Regions from separate parts of the Mus musculus genome. Here all the other regions are linked to region 1. A link is a loop called in an ENCODE intact Hi-C map of the cell type or tissue named here. Cell type or tissue: heart. All regions are shown on one strand.

Region 1 (2,500 bases):
AAAGGGATTTTGGGCCGTTTTACCCAATAAACATGCTTAATTTTACTTACTGATTTCCTTTGATTCTTGTCCAGAGATTCTAAGCTTGCATTCCTTTGCATAGTGTTTTTGAATAATCTCCCACAGGTCTGTATTGACCAGAGAATTTCTTCGGGTATGGTACCGAGTCCACGAAGAGACCCGGCGACGACAGAAGGGACAGCATAGATTGGCCTTTTCAACAGTGGACTGGAAGCATGGGTTACAGAGCGTGTGGTTGCAAGGTAGGGTTACAGGCTCTAGGAGGATTTCCATACAGATCCCGCACTGACATTCGGCTAAGGAAGGGATGGAGGTTTTAGGTGCAGCCATCTTCATATGCTAATGAGACCTACCCAACGTTAAAATCAGAAAGGGACTAAAGTCGTCTTTCGCCTAATCACGCCCAGAACGGAGAAAAGCAGCGAGCCGTTTGGTGTTTACTCTCACACACAGCAGCGGACTGAGATCCAGAAGGCCTGAGTTCCCACGGGCCCGAGACAAGCAGGAGCTGTGATGTCAGGTCAACAGTTATGCCCTGAGTCCAGCAAGGGAATGAAAGAACGTTCCTCCGGGAGTCGGCGGCCTCGGGGCGGAGAGTGGTTCTGTCTCCCCGCGCCACACAAGCGCTCATCCAGCTCCCCTTCTTACGCGGTGAGGACCCGCCTCTACGCGCGAGGCGGCCGGGCTTGCCAGAGCCGGAAGCCCGGGCACCGCCGCTCCCAGAGCACCCGGTACCGCCCGGAATCCGGGCTCGGGCCGCCGCGGGACTTCCGTCTCGCCGTTGCGGTGGAGGCAGCCCTCCAGTGCCCACGCTCCAGCTTCTGGAACACCTCGCGGTACCCCCCGGGTCCCGAGACCCAGCCGCTCGCACCCGCTGTCCTGCCAATCGGTCTACTGGCCGCGGCCGGAGCAGGTACCCGGGCTCCACGGACGTCACAATTCCCCGCCAAAACGGCACGTCTTCCCCCAAGGAACCGCTCAGTCGGGCGGGACTTCCGGGAGCTGCGTCTGCGTTCCCGCCTAGCCTGCTAGTAGCAACTCCTCCCGCTTTTGGTCGCTCGGCTACTGTAGGCTGCAGAATCTTGCTTACTCAAGTAACTCTCTAAACCAAGATCCGAACAGGAATTTTTGTAATTATTCTTTCAGTATTCTTTAGGCTACCCTTCTCCTAACAAAGCTTTCTAAAGTTCTTAGTGCTAAAAGAAGAAATTACAACAAATTTACCTTAAAGATTTTTCTTAGCATTTATTTGCAACACTAGCATTTTATAGAATGAGCAGCAGATATTGGCCTTATAGACAAGTGACGCTCAAGGAGAGCAGCAACAAAGAGTTACACCTGTGGTTTCAAAGAATCCTTGTAAAGGTTAAATAAGGTGGGGGTGATATCCTTATGGTACTGGCTAAAACAGCAATGTAGAGATTTGGCTGTTATTGCTTTCCCTCTTGTTTTGGGGGTGCTTGGCTTGGGCCCTCTACCCCAGACTTTAGCATGAGTAAATGCCTATTGGGTTTGGTATGTGGAGTCTGAAGAACTCAACAAGAGACCCATTTCTATAATCAATCCCAGCATTTGGGAAGTAGTCACAAAAGGATTATTATAAACTAGCCTTGGCTACATAACTGGTTCCAGGTCAACCTGGGCTATATGAGACCCTTCCTCAATTGGTCAGCTGGTTCCCAAAACATTGCAGGCAGAGGCAGGAGGGTCTCTGTGAGGTAGAGATCAGCCTGGTCTATACAGTGAGTTTAGTAAGAGACTCTGTTTCAAAAAGGAAGGAAGGAAGGAAGGAAGGACCTCTGAACTAGGCATGGACACGTGTGTCTTGTAATTGAGGCATTTAGGTAGCAAAGGCAGAGGCAGAAACAGGAGGACCTGGAGTTGGAGTCTGTGATGGTTTGCATATCCTTGGCCCAGGGAATGGGACTATTAGAAGGTGTGGCCCAGTTGGAGTAGGTGAGTCACTATGGGTGTGGGCTTTAAGACCCTCATCCTAGCTGCCTGGAAGCAGTATTCTGCTAGCAGCCTTCAGATGAAAATGTAGAACTCTCAGCTCCTCCTGCACCATGCCTGCCTGGATGTTGCCATGCTCTGGCACCTTGATAATGGATTGAACCTCTCAATTTGTAAGCCAGCCCTGATTAAATATTGTCATAAGAGTTGCCTTGTGGCCAGGCGTGGTGGCACACGCCTTTAATCCCAGCACTCGGGAGGCAGAGGCAGGTGGATTTCTGAGTTCAATCCCAGCCTGGTCTACAAAGTGAGATCCAGGACAGCCAGGGCTATACAGAGAAACCCTGTCTCAGAAAAACCAAACCAAAAAAAGAGAGAGAAAAAAAAGAAAGAGTTGCCTTGGTTATGGTTTCTGTTCCTCAGATCTGTGACAACTTGGCATTTATACTTCTTTCTGTGTCACAGTCCACTGAGGTCTTCAGCTTCCTTTCTAACGACTTAAGGCCCACAAGCTTGGCAGAAAGTA
Region 2 (2,500 bases), 180 kb before region 1:
TGCCACCTAAGATATATTAAATATTTAGTCAATGAATACATATCCTGAACTTCAAAATCCTTGCCTTAAGAAAAGATGAACTTTTAATATATGTATGGAGGAGGTGTGTGCATGTAAATGCAAGTACCTATCCCAGAGGCATCCAACTGCCTGGAGCCAGACTCCTAGGCGACTGGGAACTGCCCACCATAGGTGCTGGGACCTGAACTGGGGTCTTTTAACCACTACACCATCTCTTCAGCTCCCTAACCCTCTCCCTGTAATTTACGACATTTCAGGTTTGTTTAAACAGAATGTAAAACTCCGCTCTGACTGCTAACATTCTCATTTTCAGTTTGCCTTGATTACTAATAAGTAACACTTTGCTTTGAAAATAAATCCTAGCTAGGCATGGTAAAGCATGTATTTAATACCAGTGCTTGGAAGGCCGAGACAAGCAGATCTTTTCCTTTTCCCATTAATTAGGATAAAAAAGAACTGTCTGTTGAGTTATTTGTAATAACTGTAGTGGCCTATGAAAAGAAAAGCCAGGAAATCATCTGCAAGTGCATGAGACCAATTCCAGGGTCAAATAAACATATTGCTCATTGTGTTTCAAATGAGCAAGTCCAGGAGCCTAAGGACACTAAAAGAGGAACTTATTTCACGGTGGCAGCAGAGGGCAGCAGTAGGAACATGGCCACCTCTTAAGGAAAGAAGGACCAGAGTCCCGTCTGATTGACAGAACTGAAGCCTGGAGACATACTTCTCCCCTTGTCCCGGGGGCTGTAAGCTTTGCACAGCAGTATCTCAGCCAGTGAGGTTTATCCAGGGCATGATTACTGCCAAATAAAACCTCTTGCCTGGTGGTGGTTGCGCATGCCTTTAATCCTACACTAAGAAGGCAGAGGCAGGCAGATTTCTTTGAGTTTGAAGACAGCAAAGGCTACAAAGAGAAAATCTGTCTCAAAAACACAGCACTAAAACAAAACAAATCAAAAAAGCCTCTTAAGGGCTGTGGATCAGGGAAAAGGAAAATGGTTGTCAAGAGGTTTGGATTTGGGCTGGAGAGATGGCTCAGTGGTTAAGAGCACTGACTTCTCTTCCAGAGGTCCTGTGTTCAATTCCCAACAACCACATGGTGGCTCACAACCCTCTGTAATGGGATCTGATACATTCTTCTGGTGTGTGTCTGAAGACAGCTATAGTGTACTCAAATAAATAAAAATAAATAAATCTTTTTTTTAAAAAGAGGTTTGGAATTTTTTAAAGATTTATTTATTTAATGTATGCGAGTACACTGTAGCTGTACAGATGGTTGTCAGCCTTCATGTGGTTCTTGGGAATTGAATTTTTAGGACCTCTGCTTGCTCCAGTCAACCCTGCTCACTCCAGTCGGCCCGCTCGCTCAGGCCCAAAGATTTATTTATTATTATACTATGTATAGTACAGGTACACTGTAGCTGGCTTGAAATACACCAGAAGAGGGCATCAGATCTCATTATTGAAGAGCAGTCAGTGCTCTTACCTGCTGAGCCATCTCGCCAGCCCAGAGGTTTAGATTTTTAAAATAGCTCTATCCATAAACATGTAATATTTAAACTGAGAAATCATACATTGCTGATAGGAACATAATTCAGCAACCTTTATCAAAGACAAATGGCAAATGCTTGGCTCCTTCGAGCCAGCCACTGTCACTCCAGGACACGGTCTTTCAGACATACTCTCACTGTGGCGTTGTTTGCAATAGCAAAGGTGTGGAGACAACACTTTACTGGAAAACTGAGCCCATGACATGGTGCAGGAGCCATAAGCTAGGTACTTGGACAGACACAAGAAGCTGATCGTCCTGGTTGCTGTTAAGAGAGACGTGATGGCGGGGAGACAGGCTGAGAGGAAGACTTCTCAATCTGCGTTCTTTCAGTGCTGTGGGTGCCACATCAGGTTATAATACAGGAAATACATTCTTACTGAAATTTTTGCTTTTATCTAGTATGTGTGTATGGGTATAAAAGAAAGAGACAGAGAGCAAGCATATGCAAGCACACCATGGAGACACATAGAGAACAGAGGACACTTGTGGGAGCCACTGTGTGGGGTCTGGGGACTGAACTCAGGCTGATGGGCTTGGCGGCAAGCTCCTTTACCTATGAATCAATCTTGCTGGCCCAAACATTAGAATTAAGTAAAACAGGACAATATAATAGAAAATAATAAGTGTGTTTCTTCCTTCCTTTGAGATAGGGTTTCTCTGTGTAGCTCTGGCTGTCCTGGAACTTACTCTGTAGATCAGGCTGGCCTGGAACTTACTCTGTAGATCAGGCTGGCCTCGAACTCAGCGAGATCCTCCAAGCCTCTGCCTCCGGAGTGCTGAGATTAAAGGTTTGTGCTGCTGCCACCTGCTGTGGTTTTCTTTTGATACTAAGAATTAAAAACCCAGGGATCCCTGCACCTGCTTTACCATGGAGCTATGGCATTGTCCTATTGATGTTTATTTACTATTGTCCTATAACGTAAAGGT
Region 3 (2,500 bases), 55 kb before region 1:
TTTCACGGATACTGACACCTAGAAACAGATTTCTCTGCAAGAAGTTTCTGCCGCCATCCCCATTTTATCAGCAAAGACTCGGGCGCCATCGTCTCGATGTTTGGTTTTATTATGAGGAGGTGGGAAAGGCCACCCAGGATTACTTTAGGCCTCACACACACACTAAGCTCAGGGTTCCCCCCCCCCCTATTCCTATGTGAAACCCTCGGTCCCTAAGGTGCCCCTCCGCACCCCTTGTTCCCGGCGGCAAGTCCCCCGGGATGTGTGAAGGCGCAGCAGAACCCACCCGCCTCACCGTTAAAGCGAGACGGCCCTCACACGGCAGGGCCACCGCCAAGGCTCCGGGGGGGCCCAGCGAGGGGAAGGGTAGGCCGGGGCCGAGGGACAGGGACGATGACCTGGCCGGGAAGAGAGGATGGCATGGGGGGAACGGACTGCACCGCCTGGTCCGCGGGCAGCACGATACCGAGAGGAGGTGATGAGGGAGGAAGAGGGCGGTGGCCCGGGTGCGGCCCCCTACTCCTCCGGCCCGCAGGTCCCGGGCCCCTGGCACCGCGGGCTCGGCCCATCCCCTGTACTGGACCGGCTGGGGGCGTGGGGGGCCTGTCTGGGAATAAGGGGAGACCGAATCCAGGGACTGAGGGGCACGCGCGGGGTGGGGGCGGGGGAAACCTGCCTCCCGCCTGAACCGCAGACCCCGGCCGCCGCCGCCGTCGTCGCCTGTGCCTCAGGAGAGGGCAGGAGCTGAGGGGAGAGCCCGAGTGAGGAATGCACCAAGGTGAGGCGAAGCCCGGGACAGCCCCGACAGCCTCCCCGTAGCCGACTCTTCACCTTCCCGTAACCGCGTCTCTTACCGGTGATGGCGGTGAACTGCTGGATTAACCCCTTCAGCGCCGACGACGCCGCGGAGCCCCCGTGGGCAGCCATCTTACCGCCGCCGCCGCCGCCGCGGAACAACAACACAGACACACACGGGGCTCCCTCCCCCACTCCGCGGCGTGCTGTGCGCAGGCGCACTGGCAGGCCCGAAGCTCCGCCCTCTCCCTGTCTGTGCGCGTTTTGCGCAGGCGTACTCTCCGCGAGCCGCCGCTTTGGTTTGAAGCCTGTGCTGCTGGCTGGTAGCTATTCTTTGAAACATTTGGTGCCTTCTCTGAATTCCGGAGATATCCTCCTAAGTACCGCATTGAATCCCAACATCCCAAAGAATCTTCAGACCTGAAATACCAAACTCTTGATGAAACGCTCAGGGTTTCACATAAAGTAGGTATTTTGTTTGGTTTTATGTGACGTTTCTTAAATTCTAAAGTGTAAGTTAATAGCTTAGTAAAAAATGAACCAGTCTATAGTAGACTTTAGTAAATGATTGTTCGCTCTGTTTTTCTTCAACAAATGTCTCAGTATATCTCCCCCCAGGCTCATTCTTACTTTCTAAAGATATTAAATCGGGAGGTTTTTTGGGGGGGGAGTTGTTTTTTATCCTTAAACAAAGATATATGCAGATACAGTAAATAAAATAAAGAGAACACTGGAAAGTGGTCCTGAAAACACCGATAATAGTTACAACTAAAAAAGAACTTGATGAGCCGGGCAGTGGTGGCACATTCCTTTAATCCCAGCACTTGGGAGACTGAGGCAGGCGGATTTCTGAGTTTGAGGCCAGCTTGGTCTACAGAATGACAAGGACAGCCAGGGCTACACAGAAAAACTCTGTCTCGAAAAAAAAACATGATGAAAGGGGCATTAGGAGGGCTGATGAGATGACTCGGCAGTTGAGAGCACTGACTGCTCTTCCCAAGGTCCTCAGTTCAAATCCCAGCAACTACATGGTGGCTCACAACCATCCGTAATGAGGTCTGATGCCCTTTTCTAGAATGTCTGAAGACAGCTACAGTGTACTTACATTTAAATAAATAAATCTTTAAAAAAACAAAAGAAAGAAAAAAGAAAGGGGCATTTAGCTTAGTTTTCATACTTTATTTTTAAATAAGGTAATAGTGTGTAACTTGCACAATTCTAAATACTTATTGCATTGCTGGTGTGTCAACTTGACACAAGCTAGAGTCGTGAGAGAAAAAGGAGCCTCAGGGGAGGAAAAGCCTCCATGAGATCCAGCTGTATTTTCTCAGTGAGTGACCAGTGAAAGTGGGCCCGCCTATGGGCGGTGCCATGCCTGGACTGGTGGTCCCTGCTTTTATAAGCAAGCAGGCTAGCACACCATGGGAAGCAAACCAGTTAACAGCACCCCTCCATGGCCTCTACCTCAGCTCCTGCCTCCAGGTTCCTGCCCTGTTTTTTCAGTGGTTAACAGCAATGTAGAAGTATAAGCCAAATAAACCCTTTCCTCCCCAACTTGCTTTATGGCCAAGGTGTTTCATGACAACAATAGAAATCCTGACCAATTTCAGTTATTTAGGATAGTTTTTATTTATACTTTGATGGTTTCATATATGTTTATCGGGTATCTTGATCATATCCACCTCTACCTCCTTACTCATTTTCC

The links. A loop is a pair of places that touch in the nucleus more often than their neighbours do. Peaks named below come from ENCODE experiments on the same cell type or tissue, not always from the same donor. Only the 100,000 strongest peaks of a DNase experiment are listed, where the experiment ranks them.
Region 2: a loop joins it to region 1, with 2.3 times the contacts of the local background. A loop is called at or near these places in 13 of 42 quality-filtered maps.
Region 3: it touches region 1 in a loop (7-fold over the local background); 10 of 42 quality-filtered maps call a loop at or near these places.

Annotation. Positions count from the first base shown.
Region 1 is chr16:32,275,966-32,278,465 of GRCm38, reverse strand. Rnf168 (ring finger protein 168) reads right to left here and starts at 1,005. Exons shown (of 6, transcript NM_027355.2): 1 at 51-1,005. The coding sequence starts at 357. In heart, no CTCF peak of the experiment used is centred here; a DNase peak (open chromatin) is centred at 975; H3K4me3 peaks cover 1,499 bases; H3K27ac peaks cover 1,781 bases.
Region 2 is chr16:32,458,880-32,461,379 of GRCm38, reverse strand. The region is part of intron 3 of Pcyt1a (phosphate cytidylyltransferase 1, choline, alpha isoform); the gene reads right to left. Among named protein-coding and RNA genes, the nearest start is that of Slc51a, 28 kb to the left of the region's middle. In heart, CTCF peaks have their summits at 659 (motif pointing right) and 1,449 (motif pointing right); no DNase peak of the experiment used is centred here.
Region 3 is chr16:32,330,715-32,333,214 of GRCm38, reverse strand. Ubxn7 (UBX domain protein 7) reads right to left here and starts at 963. Exons shown (of 11, transcript NM_177633.4): 1 at 855-963. The coding sequence starts at 927. In heart, no CTCF peak of the experiment used is centred here; DNase peaks (open chromatin) are centred at 414 and 1,004; H3K4me3 peaks cover 1,900 bases; H3K27ac peaks cover 1,849 bases.